Regions from separate parts of the Homo sapiens genome. Here region 1 is linked to region 2. Evidence: chromatin contacts called from ENCODE Hi-C or POLR2A ChIA-PET data. All regions are on one chromosome and are shown on one strand. The core of a region is the stretch at or near the end of the contact, and the rest is flanking DNA. Distances in the headings are between cores, read along the strand shown. Region 1 has its middle 31 kb from the start of GIHCG. Region 2 has its middle 20 kb from the start of CTDSP2.

Region 1 (6,211 bases), core at 1,107-3,606, 40 kb before region 2:
GATTACAGGCATGAGCCACTGCACCTGACTCAATTGTTTTTTAATATTCATTGAGTACCTGTATATGTGCTGGACATTTTATTAGGCTCTTGAGAGAAAACAAGGAATGTAATACAAGACCCTTTTACCTGAACAGGGTTAGAGAAAATAAAATGGATTCTAAATTACTACAAAAGTATAGAGAATATGTTAAGTGCTGTAGAAGTTCAGAAAAGTGATTTTTTAAAATGGTTTGGGCTAAAAGAATCAGGGAAGGTTGAAAGAAGGACTATTTGATCTTGACCTTAAAGGATGGAAGGAATTCGGGTGATGACACAGAGGTAGGGGAAGTGAGCTCCAGTGTGCCTGAGGCTCTGGCTTGGGGGAAGTGAGTGGAGGAATTCCGAGCTCAAGCAGGAAGAAAAAGTTGGGATCAGATTTTAGGGGCTCTGAATGCAAGGCTTGAGAGCTACTCTGCAGGCAGTGGGGAGCCCTGAGAGAAGGAGACTAAGAAAGTGAGAATGAACAATTGTGACGGGGAAAAGTGATCAGAACTACATGTGAGCCAAGCCAGTGAGATCACAGTGGGAGAGGGGTTGCAAGGGAGAGGCCCGGAGGCAGGGAGCCCACTCCAACTCTAACTGTGACCAGCCTCCATCTACGGAACAGAAACCTGGGGCAGAGAGGGGTGCTGTTACAAGAAAAACCTTTTACTAAATATGAAGACAAGCATTGAACAAATAAATAAGCAAACACATGGTGCAGAAAACACAAGAGCAATTCCATCTGGCCAAGGCTTCTGATCCTGTTAGGTGGACTCTCGCCCAGTGTTGGCTGACCCTTTAAGGACACCTCCCCAGGCCAGTTTCCCCTTCGGTTCTCCTCCTCTCCTAGCTCCTCTTCTGCCCCTCCCCACCCATCCTTTGGTCACCAGAGTTCATCCTCCACTTTCCCCACTGGTCACACACTCCACACACTCTCCAGGTTTCCTTCATTCAGTTTTGTGATCCTAAACCCAGACCCATGTATTCAGATACCCTCTAGACATCGACCTGGAGGTGCCACAAACACCACCACTATGTTCTTTACCTTCCTGTCAAAATCTGCTCCACGCAGACCCCATGCCAAAACTCTGGGTGGCAGCCATCCTAGACCCTTCTCTCTCTTTCATTGCCTCTACCGATTCTGTATTCCCAACAGTACTCAAATCCATGCTTTCCTCAATGTTCCCATTTCTCCGCCTTAGGATTTCATCATCACTCACTGGGTTATTTCAGTAGCCTACTAATTAGTTATCGGCCTCCTTCTCGCTGCTGCCAAAATTGTTTTTAAAATATAAATATGATCATGTCACTCCTCTGCTTAAATCCTTCAAAGGCCCTCCACCCACACCCTCCCTCACCTCTTCTAGCATGACGTTCAAATTCCTTAGTGTTATGACCTGCACCCCACCCCCCATAACCTCTTCATCCTCCTCTCTCACCATTCCCACCATCATCATTCATAGATGCATTCATTCGGCAAGGATTTATGCAGCATCTGCTACCTACCTCATACCATATGCTACAGCCGAATGCAATGTCCCACCTGCCTGCGTGTGCTTCTCAACTGCCTGGGCCTCCCTCTCTGATCCCCACCCTTACCCACCTACCTGGAAAACTCCTCATTCTCTGAGACACAAGTCAGGTGCTAGCTCCTCTCTTTTAAGCCTTCACTTACCTCAGGTAGAGGGGGCCATTCTGACATCTGTCCTCACAGTATCGCATGCTCTCCCAATGTTATTGCACCTACCACATTACATGGCATTTACTCGCTTTATTGTATGACTTTTCTGCTACACCTTTAACTCTTTGAGGACAGGGCTTATTCATATCTAATTCATCCTTAAGTCCCTAACAGCACGTAGTACAGAGGCACATAGTAAAAACTCAATAAAATTTTATTGACTCATTTCTAAGATCCTTTCCAGCTCTAAAATTCTATGATTCAAAAACAGGATAAAGATATTTTTAATTGAGAATATGTCATAAAACTCCACCCCGCTCCACCCAAAATTATGAATTGGGATTGTCATATTTGGGGTTTTTGTCAATCTCCTGTGGGCAGCAGGCAGTAACTGCAGATACCATGCCAGCGTCGGTGCTGTCCTGGCTCCTCCCGGAGCCCCATCTGCTTTAGGGCATTAAGTAAACGTTGACTTTAACTGCCTTCCTTCCTGATCTGTATCTTTTCTGTAATCCTGAACAACGCAGGGCAAGGATTCCTACCTAGGGCGTCATACCACCTCTTGCCACGAGAGGACAGCAGGGAGCCCTGGCCTGTGTTAAAACCTTTCTGGCCACCAGATGGTTCCCAACACCACTTTGATGGAGGCCAGGACTTAATTTAAATCACGTGCACTCGACAATCGTTTTCCTTTATTCCCGCTCCCTGAAAAGTGAACTCTCTCCCACAGGTGAACACACAAATACCTGCCAATTGTCTAGAGTTTTTATGTTACTTTGCTTAGGAAGAGGAAATGTAGGAAGAGAGAGGAGCAACACTGAGAGCTTTTAAACATTGGCTAGAAAGAGAGGCTTTCTTTAGATTTTTTTTTTTTTTCGTGACAGGGTCTCTGTCACCCAGGCTGGAGTGCAGGCGTTAGCCACCGCACCTGGCCGCTAGTGGTGTTTTTATTAAGAAAATAACAAATAGACATACCTAAAAGCAAAACAAACAAAACCCCTTCAAAAAGTCCTGGACAGGCCGGGCGCGGTGGCTCACGCCTGTAATCTCAACACTTTGGAAGGCCAAGGCGGGTGGATCACTTGAGGTCAGGAGTTCCAAACCAGCCTGGTCAACATGGTGAAACCCCATCTCTACTAAAAATACAAAACAAATTAGCTGGGCGTGGTGGTGGGCGCCTGTAATCCCAGCTACTCAGGAGGCTGAGGCAGGAGAATCGCTTGAACCGGGGAGGCGGAGTTTGCAGTGAGCCAAGATGGTGCCACTGCACTCCAGCCTGGGCGACAAAGCAAGACTTCATCTTAAAAAAAAAAAAAAAAAAAAAAGTCCTGGGCAGAGAGGGTGAATCCCTTCATCATCAAATTATATTCCTGAAAGCCCAGCATTCTCACCGTGGCTCAAACAACCAAAATGAGAGGAGATGTGTTTGTGAACTAAAGAAAATCCGTGTAGGGGACAGTTTTGCTGTGCCTAGAAAAGTGTGTAGGCCAGGTGCTGTCACCCAAGCCCTTGTGGACTGGCAGGTGCGAAAAGAGGAGGCGAGATGAGGAAGCAAATCCTTCAAACCTGCTTCAAGGAAGATGCTTTGCCTTGATGGGCAGCAAATTCAAGAGAGGAGCTTTTCATGTTAGTTCTGGATAGACCTCTGGAATTTATATTCCCCTTAAATGCTTTTGGGCCCTCCCATTAAATATGGGTGGTCATCTTTTACCCCAAGGAAGAAATTTCCGTGAAAAACCAGGATGCACATCCAGATTGCATGAAAAGACTGCACTCGGGGTATCTGGTGTTTGCAATCAGCAAGAAAAACTATCCAGGGAGCCTCATGGCTATTTTTATTTTGTAGACCCCAGAAGAAAAAAAGTGCACACCCTGCTTTTCTTCTTTGTATACTGGTGCTTTCTCCTCAGTTAAAAGAAAACTGTTTATATCAAAGCTGATTATAGGAAGATTTTTGGGGGTTTTTTTGGCCATGTCATGAGGTGTTTTTTATTTTCAGTAATCGTGCAAATAATGTTCTTTAATGAAAATTATTTGTATGATTAATACAAAATTATTTGTATTAATTTTCATTACAGAAAATTATTTGTATTATTTTCATTATAGAAAATTATTTGTATGATTTTCCATTATAGAAAATTATTGTATGATTATTGAAAATAAAACACACCTCATGGCATGGCAAAAAAAAAAAAACCCTGCTATAATCAGCTTCTTCCACATGGCAGCTGGAGTCTGGAAGATGATGGGGTCGGGAATCCTCCAGGCTCTTAGGAAGTCTCACACCGCTTCTCCTGCTCAGCAGTCTCTTGGGTTGGTTGGCAGGGTGTTCTGCATCCCCATTTTCCTTAGCTTGGCCTTATGAAAGCTAGCGATTTCCTCCATGCCCAGTTCGTCTGCCATTTTCTTAAAACAATCCGAGGCGTCCTGCTCTGAGCCCAAGCTCCTGATGCTCCCGCTGGCATCACTGCAGCAAAAGACCTGTAGGAGGTATTTTTAACTCCAAAATAAATGTTAGTACCCAATCACCCACAGAATGTGTGTGACCTTCCCTGACCTGCCCACTAAAGTCAATCCCATATTATTCTCTGTCGCAGCACGTGTGTATGTCCCTCACAGCACTTACAACAGCTGTTTTTTGTTTGTTTACTTGTTTATTGATTATCCCTCTCACTAGACTGTAGGCTCTGTGAGGGCAGGCCCTAGGTCTGTTCACCACTCTTTCAGCTCTTAACAAAATGGCACAGAATGTGAATGTGGTAAGCAGTTGTTGGATGAGTAAATGAGTGAAGAGAAAGCTTAATGTCATCCAAATTGTACTGAATGCAAGACAGGGAAAAATGGAATCTTGGCTGGTTTCTCCATTGAACATTCTTTCAGGCATGAACAGGACTATTAAGTCTATTGCTCTTTTTCAATAGAGCCCAATTATAATTACTGTTAATTTACCTGTGTTCTCCAAGAGGGACTATTTAAGCCAATTATTGACATTAAAACATAGAAATATGAAATTTCACTGTTGAGATGGCAATCTATTTAAAATATGTTCTAATTTGACTCTTTTGTTATGAGGCTTTCCTGACAAATCTCCTTATAAAAGCCAAGCCTTCCCCTAATTGAGACTAATCATGGTAGAACCATTAGTATGCTGCAGACAACAGGGCTGAAGAGCGAGCTAGTCCCAGAGTTGAATCCAAGCTTGGCCACTGACAGCCCTGTGACCTGGAGCAAGTCAGCTTTCTTGAGCCTCCATCAGGGCTGCATGCCTGGTACAGGCCAGACCCTCAGAACTATTCCATTCCACCACTCTCACCACCAGCCAAGGGCAGCCAAGCTACACAAGGCACTTCAGAATTCCTCACCAGGGCATTAGTAACGTTTCACTTAAGAAATGAGAATGCAGGCCACATTCCTATTGCTCCAACTCAAACTTTCTCTCCCGTCTCTGTTTGTTTTACCCTTTAATAGAAGATGGGCTTCCACAGTGTACACACTCCCTACCCTATTGCTCCTACTTACACAGAACTACATTGCTCCTCCTGCCACTTCCACAAAGCCTCCAATTGCAGCTTTTTACATTCTTGTGCAACACAGCTAGTGTTCAAGGGCTAAAGAGGGCAAATGTGGTACAGAGGCTCAGGTTTTTCTAGTTCCATCATCAATGGCTTGCAGTGAGGAGATACACATGCAGCATGTAGCCACACACACAGCAGAAACAGGGTATATTTCTTTACTATTCAGAAAGCCTTCACAAATCAATTAGGAAAAAGCAAACTACTCAATAGAAAAATGAAGAAAACAGAAAAAGAAATGTAAAAGGCCAGTAGCCTGTGAAAATATGCTCAAGCTTACCCATAATTAAGACAGATCAAAACAGTGAGACACCATTTTCACCTATCAGATTAACAAAAATTAAAATCATTCAGGCCCAGTGTTGGCAGCAGTGTGGAAAACCAGGCACTCTTATACACTATTGACAGAAGTACAAGCTGAGCAATTAACAATATAAAAAATTTAAATACAAAACTCAACTATATTACATCAACTTCTGTTCATCAAAAGTCCACTCGTTTTAAAAGTGAAAAGATAGCCAAGCATGGTGGTGTATGCCTGTATTCCCAGCTCAAGGCAGGAGGATCACCTGAGCCCAAGAGTTCGAGGCTGCACTGAGCTGTGATCGCACCATTGTGCTACAGCCTGGGCAGCAGACTGAGACCCCGTCTCAAGAAAAAAAAAAGTGAAAAGAATCAACAGATGGGAAAGATATTTGCAAAACATTTAACTGATAACAGACTAGTAAGCATAATATTTAATGGAATTCTATAATCAATATGGAAAGGACAAGCACTCCAAAAGAAGAAAATGGGCAAAGGTAATTATCATAAGAAGAGATACGTATAGCAAAAAAATAAAATATGTGAAAAGATGCCTAACCTCACTAGTAATCAGAGAAATGTAAACCACAACAAGAAAGCATTTCACACCAATCAATTCCACAAAAATTAAA
Region 2 (5,871 bases), core at 2,574-5,073:
CAGCCACTGCAAAATCCTGGAGGGAGACGGCTGCTGGAGGTTTGGAAGTTTGGAGCCTGGAGCAATCTGCATGTTTATAATAAAACTGACACTCAGGGCAGCTCTGAATAATTCAGTAGGCACTGTGATCTCGTTACAGTGCATGTCCCTGGGGTACAAAGGGAGAGGGGCTGGCTCGGCCCAGGCTGGCTGCTGCCACCAGGCTCCCTGAAAGGGCGTGACAGATGGGCCGACACCAGCCACCACCCAGTCACGCTTCGCACGGTGATTGGTTTTCAAAGGAGGACAGGGTTTGTGAATGGAGCCAGCTTGTTGCTTGCTGCCTTCAAATGGATGCTGCTGGGTCGCGTGGCCAGCCGGGCCCCCTTGTGAATGGGGCATCGCCAGTGGGTGGTGAACGAGCCAGAGATGACTCCCCGCTCCCCTCGCCTGTCATTGCTGAAGCTGAGATGGAGGGAAAGGGGAGCAGGGCCCCTGACCCCTTCTCTCTGCTGACGGGCTTAACCCTCCATTGGTCCTTCTCTGCTCTAACCCTGCATCAGTGAGAATTACGTTCAGGCGCATATACCAAAAAACAAAAACAAAAAGTTAAAACTAGATGGGAGTGTCTTTTTCTCTCATGTAAACAAATCCAAAGATAACTAGTACAGACCTAGTTTGTGAGCTCCACCACCATCAGAGACCTAGGCCCCTTTCCCCTCACTGCCCTGCCATCCTCAGTCCTCAGCATGCTAGTCCTGGTCCCACGTGACTGCTCAAGCTCCAACATCATGTCCACATTCCAGCCATTAGGAAAAGAAGATGGGAAGAAGCCTCCCAGGGTGCATGCTAGTCATTGAAATTTCCCAGAAGCTGCCACACACGCAATAGATAACAATTTAGTTACATGGCTACACTTAGCTGCAGGAGAGGTTGGGAAATGTATGCTTGTCTTATATGGCCGTTTGTTTGTTGGGAGACAATGCTCCATGATTCTATTCCATTTCTACACATCTTGCAAGTGAGGCATTGACTGTCCTTTGTTCCAGATTATCATTTTCAGGATATAGTGTACAGCCTTGGAAGATCTACAATGTCTCCCTCCCAAAGGGGCAGGCATGCTGCCCCTTATAAAATATACGTGGACGGGCCGGGCACGGAGGCTCACGCCTGTAATCCCAGCACTTTGGGAGGCCGAGGCCGGCGGATCACGAGGTCAGGAGATCGAGACCATCCTGGATAACACGGTGAAACCCTGTCTCTACTAAAAAGACAAAAAAATAGCCGGGCGTGGTGGCAGGCGCCTGTAGTCCCAGCTACTCGGGAGGCTGAGGCAGGAGAATGGCGTGAACCCGGGAGGCGGAGTTTGCAGTGAGCCGAGATCGCGCCACTGCACTCCAGCCTGGGCGACAAAACGAGACTCCGTCTCAAAAAAAAAAAAAAGTATATATATACATGGACCATTCTAAAAAATCTGGGTTCCCTAAGTTCAGGGTTCCTGTCTTGAAATGCAATCCACTGTGTGTGCAGGCATCACCAGGCCCTTTCTGCAAAATCCTGTGGGAATTAGAGCTGATACTCTTGCTACTGCTGTTGCTGTGAATAATAAACTGTCCTTCATCTCTGACCTAGGAGTCTGGGCTTCTATCACAAGCTATGACACTGGTGGGCTAATTTGTTAGCTTGTAAGTAGGATAAAATCTCAGACCCTTTACAGTTCCTGACAGTGTTCAGCTAAGAATCGGGGTTTCTGCAGGAGTAGTTACTAGAAATCTACCATAGGCTTCTTCCCAGCTACTTGAGTTGGCCATACAGGTGTTTCCAGGTATCTGGATCCCTCCCACAACCAAACAGAAGGGAGTGCCTTCAGGTAAAACTCTAGTCACTTCCAAAATTATAGCAGGTCTCAAAATGCCTAAAGACAGTAGGAGTCGGCCACGCACAGTGGCTCACACCTATAATTCCAGCACTTTGAGAGGCCAAGATAGGAGGATCACTTGAGCCCAGGAGTTCAAGACTAGCCTGGGCAAAATAGGGAGACCCTGTCTCTTCCAAACAAACAAAAAAAAAGAAAGAAAATTAGCTAGGCATGGTGGCACATGCCTATAGTCCTAGCTTCTCAGGAAGCTGAGGTGGGAGGATCACTTGAGCTCAGGAGGTTGAGGCCGCAGTGAGCCATGATTACACCACTGTACTCCAGCCTGGGTGACAGGGTAAGACCCTATCTCAATTTAAAAATAAAAAGTAAAAAAAAAGACAGGGAGGTCATGCACCTGCTTACCTCCTTAGCTCTGAGTGTTCTCTAAAGAACCCCATGGACTTCCTTGTCTCCATCCAGTAGGACCAGGTGCAGGCCTTGGGATCCAGATTTATACCAGGTGCTACCAGAGCCAGCAGGCAGACCCAGCAGGAATCCCTTAAGAGCATTCTCAGGATATCCAGGGCTCGAGGTGTTTCCTGGGCCATCAGGACAAGGACAGGGAGGTCAATCCAGTGCCAGGGACTCTGCCTCCTGCCTCATTGCCAAGGGGAGAGACTCTACACAATGAAATCTGGATTACATACTAAAAGGCTTCAAACCCCTAAATGCAAGATGATGGCCCAGACTGAATCCTGAAACACAAAAAGGACAGGAGTGGAAACATGTGAAATCCAAATAAAGTCTGTAGTTTGGTTAATAGCATTGTTCCAATGTTAATTCTTCATTTTGACAAACGTACCATGGTTAGGTAAGATACTAATTTTGGGGGAAGCGGGGTGAAGAGTACATGGGAATTCTCTACACTATTGTTGCAACTTTTATGTACATCTAACAATTTTCCAAAATAAAAAGTATACTAAAATAAAATAAAGCTAAAAAAATTCAAGACCTAAGCTCAAGATTTAAGAGGCAGGAAAAGAAAAATATGAAGGGTGGGGCATGGTGGTGCATGCCTGTAATCCCAGCACTTTGGGAGGCCGAGGCAGGCAGATCACTTGAGTCCAGGAGTTCAATACCAGCCTGGCCAGCATGGTGAAACCCTGTTTCTACTAAAAATAAAAAAATTAGCCTGGCATGGCACGCACCTGTAGTCCCATCTACTCAAAGACTAAGGTGGGAGAATTGCTTGAACCCGGGAGTCGGAGGTTGCAGTGAGCCGAGATCATGCCACTGCACTCCAGGCTGGGGGACAGAACAAGACTCTGTCTCAAATATGTATGTATATATGTGTGTGTGAGTGTATATATGTATACATACATATATACACATACATCTATGCATACATACATGTATGCATACATACATGTATGCATACATATATATGTATGTATACACATACGTCTGTGTACACAGATGTATGTGTACATATATATATACACACACATACACACACACACATATGATTATTGTAAGTGTTTAAATTCAAAGAGCTGGGTTAGGTTAGGACCCCTCTTTTGGAGTTCACTATAAACTGTCCCCTTTTCATCGACAAAGAATTTCCAGGATTGGAGTAAAAATGGAAGCAAAGGAGCTCTCTGTATAGAGCGTCAGAGTGGGCGGTCAACCCGGACTAACGCCAACATCAAGGTCGGGTGAGGCCTGGCACCCGCTTGGTCTTTCGGCAATCCCGCCGGCGCTGCAGGAAGGGCAGGCTGGGGCCTGGGCTCTGCGGCCCCCCTCTCCGAGCTCGGCTCCCCGGGGAGGGTCTGGCGGCCGCGCTCCACTTAAACCCGGGGCGCTGCCAGAGGCCCCGGACACTCGGGCCGCGCCCCGCGAGGGCCCCAGCGCTGGCGGCCCCGCCTTGCCCGGCCAGCCGCCCTCGGAGGAAAAGCTGTTGCTCAACCCGGAGGAATGCGGGGCCGGCGCTCCGGCGGGGGAAGCGCGGGAGACTGCACGGCCGGCGGTGGCCGCAAACTTCGCCCCTCTGGACACTGCGGCTCCGGGCGGGAAAAGAGGGGCGGCCCCAGGCCGGGCCCCCAGCCCGGAGGTGGCCCAGCCAGAGCTCCCAACTTCGGGGCCGTTTAAAAACGGCGGCAGACGCAGGCCCGAGGGCCGAGGCAAGAACCTCCCACGGAAAGCTCCAAGGAGGCGGGGATTTCTGCCTCACTGTTGTGTTCGTGATTCATCTGCGGCGCCTGAAGAGTGTCTTGAACATAGTAGGCGCTCAGTAAACATTTTTGAAAGAATAACATAATCCCTCCCGGCCTCAGTTTCCTCCCGTCTACAGGAAGGGTTTGATCTCAGAGGGCCCTATCAACTCTGAAATTCTAGGATGCTGAGATTAAATCCCATGTGTACTACTGTGGTTTTGCTTTTAGTTTTTCGGGGACATTTTTAGTGCTACCCTTTATGATGTGCCAGGAGTGAATTTGACACCAGATGGCTTTTTTTTTTTTCTTAATAAGAAAGAAGACAAAGGGAGGGAGAAAAATATTTTCCAACTGGCAGTGCTGACAGCATTTTGGAAAAGAATCCAGGGAGGCAAAGAGGAGCTGTTTCAGCCTGATTCTGCCTTCTCCTGCACACTCTGCCACCCTGGCCTCCACCACAAACGAGGTAGATCTGAGTGGAGCTTTTTATGGATGAGGCAAAGGGAGCATCATTACAGAAGACTCCACCCCGAGTTAGCACTTGCTTTGTCCTCTGTGGCAGTCACAGCGAACTGGCCCCTGAGCCGCATGGTGGTGGATTCCAGCTATAGGCAGGGCTCTGGCTAAAGGCTGGATCTGGTGTTAATTAGAAGAACAGAGAGACACCTGGCAAATCAAAAGCTGGCGCTCCCTGCCTGGGGAACATGCAGGAAAAATAGCCAAAGTGGCAGTGCCTCTTCTGGAATTCCTCTTCTCTGGGATCCCAACTCCCTCTCATGGAAAGGCAGGGTGGAGAAGGGTTCCTTGCTCAAAATGACCTCTAGCTGAGTTTTTAATATGTCATGGCGCAGGGAAGGGAAATTCCTAGAATAAGACAATTTGGCAGTGTGCACAGGGGTGCCGACCAGGGATGCTGCAGGCAGTCTGCTTGGGTTCAAATCGTGGCTCCACTACTTACTAGTTGTTTGATAAGGATAAGTGACTTTATCTTTCTGTACCTTAGTTTCTCCAACTGTAAAATGGAATAATTAAAATTCCCACCAAAGGCAATTGTTGTGTGGACTGAATTAGATAATACAAGAAAAGTGACAGTGGTCTGCCTCTTCAAACAGACACTGGCACAAGGCAAGCACTCAATATTTTCTTATTTAAGTGACAGGACCCCCAAAACTAGAACCTTGTGCTGGACAGGTCTCAAAATGGCTGCCTGTGAAGAGCCCCACTGTGGTACTATCAACTTTGGGCAAAGAAGTCTCCATCCAGCTGACAGGTCCCTCCCTCCTCCTTCACATCCCCAGGAAACTGGAGGAAGGCCACACACGATGAGCAGAAATTATGTGTCAGGCTCCAACTTGATGGATCACCTCCAAAGGGATCTTGGAGGGAAGAAGGGAGTAGTGGGCAAGGAGAAGAGGACTGTTGGTGCCAGTTTGGGAGGCTGGGACTAATGCAGTAGATGGTATATAAACCAGTGCACTGTGTACCATAGGTGGCTTGTGATGGCCACCCATGGTCTATACCTCTGTTGAATGTCCTTGATTTTCTACTGATAAATTGTTTCAGATGCAGTGTTCTCGAATTTGACCAGCAAACTCCTTGAGGCCAAGTCTTGTCTTTCTGTCATGGTATCCACCCGACACAAACATGTCAAAGATGCTACTCACAAAGTAAAGACTTCAGAGGCGCTTATTGACTGGATGAGATGTTAAACAGGGGAGCAGATTGGAATTCCAGACTGCATGGGCAAGGGGAGACAGAGGCAGCTGGGCATGTAAGGATCAGAGGTGTGACTCATCTGCTGGCCCCAAGTATCCTCCCTCA

The links. Hi-C counts contacts between places; a loop is a spot of excess contacts on that map. ChIA-PET counts read pairs that join two places held with the same protein, here RNA polymerase II (POLR2A). Pooled maps may share reads with other maps.
Region 1: a map of PC-3 shows a loop between it and region 2 (4-fold over the local background). The contact joins two enhancer-like sites. A Hi-C loop is called at or near these places in 15 of 168 maps with a recorded cell type or tissue (B cell, CD4-positive, alpha-beta memory T cell, CD8-positive, alpha-beta T cell and 12 more), 8 of 37 single-sample maps with no recorded cell type and 34 of 50 pooled maps. POLR2A ChIA-PET finds 5 or more read pairs at or near these places in 36 of 52 experiments (A549, A673, AG04449 and 28 more).

Annotation. Positions count from the first base shown.
Region 1 is chr12:57,901,601-57,907,811 of GRCh38, reverse strand. No RefSeq gene overlaps it. Among named protein-coding and RNA genes, the nearest start is that of GIHCG, 31 kb to the left of the region's middle. RefSeq lists an enhancer at 2,152-2,446. Within about 2 kb of position 2,356, at least 3 of the 41 ENCODE cell types and tissues checked have a DNase peak (open chromatin) inside an H3K27ac peak, as active enhancers do; they include thyroid gland, where a contact is called at or near this core.
Region 2 is chr12:57,863,348-57,869,218 of GRCh38, reverse strand. No RefSeq gene overlaps it. Among named protein-coding and RNA genes, the nearest start is that of CTDSP2, 20 kb to the right of the region's middle. RefSeq lists a silencer at 3,644-4,003. Within about 2 kb of position 3,823, at least 34 of the 41 ENCODE cell types and tissues checked have a DNase peak (open chromatin) inside an H3K27ac peak, as active enhancers do; they include thyroid gland, where a contact is called at or near this core.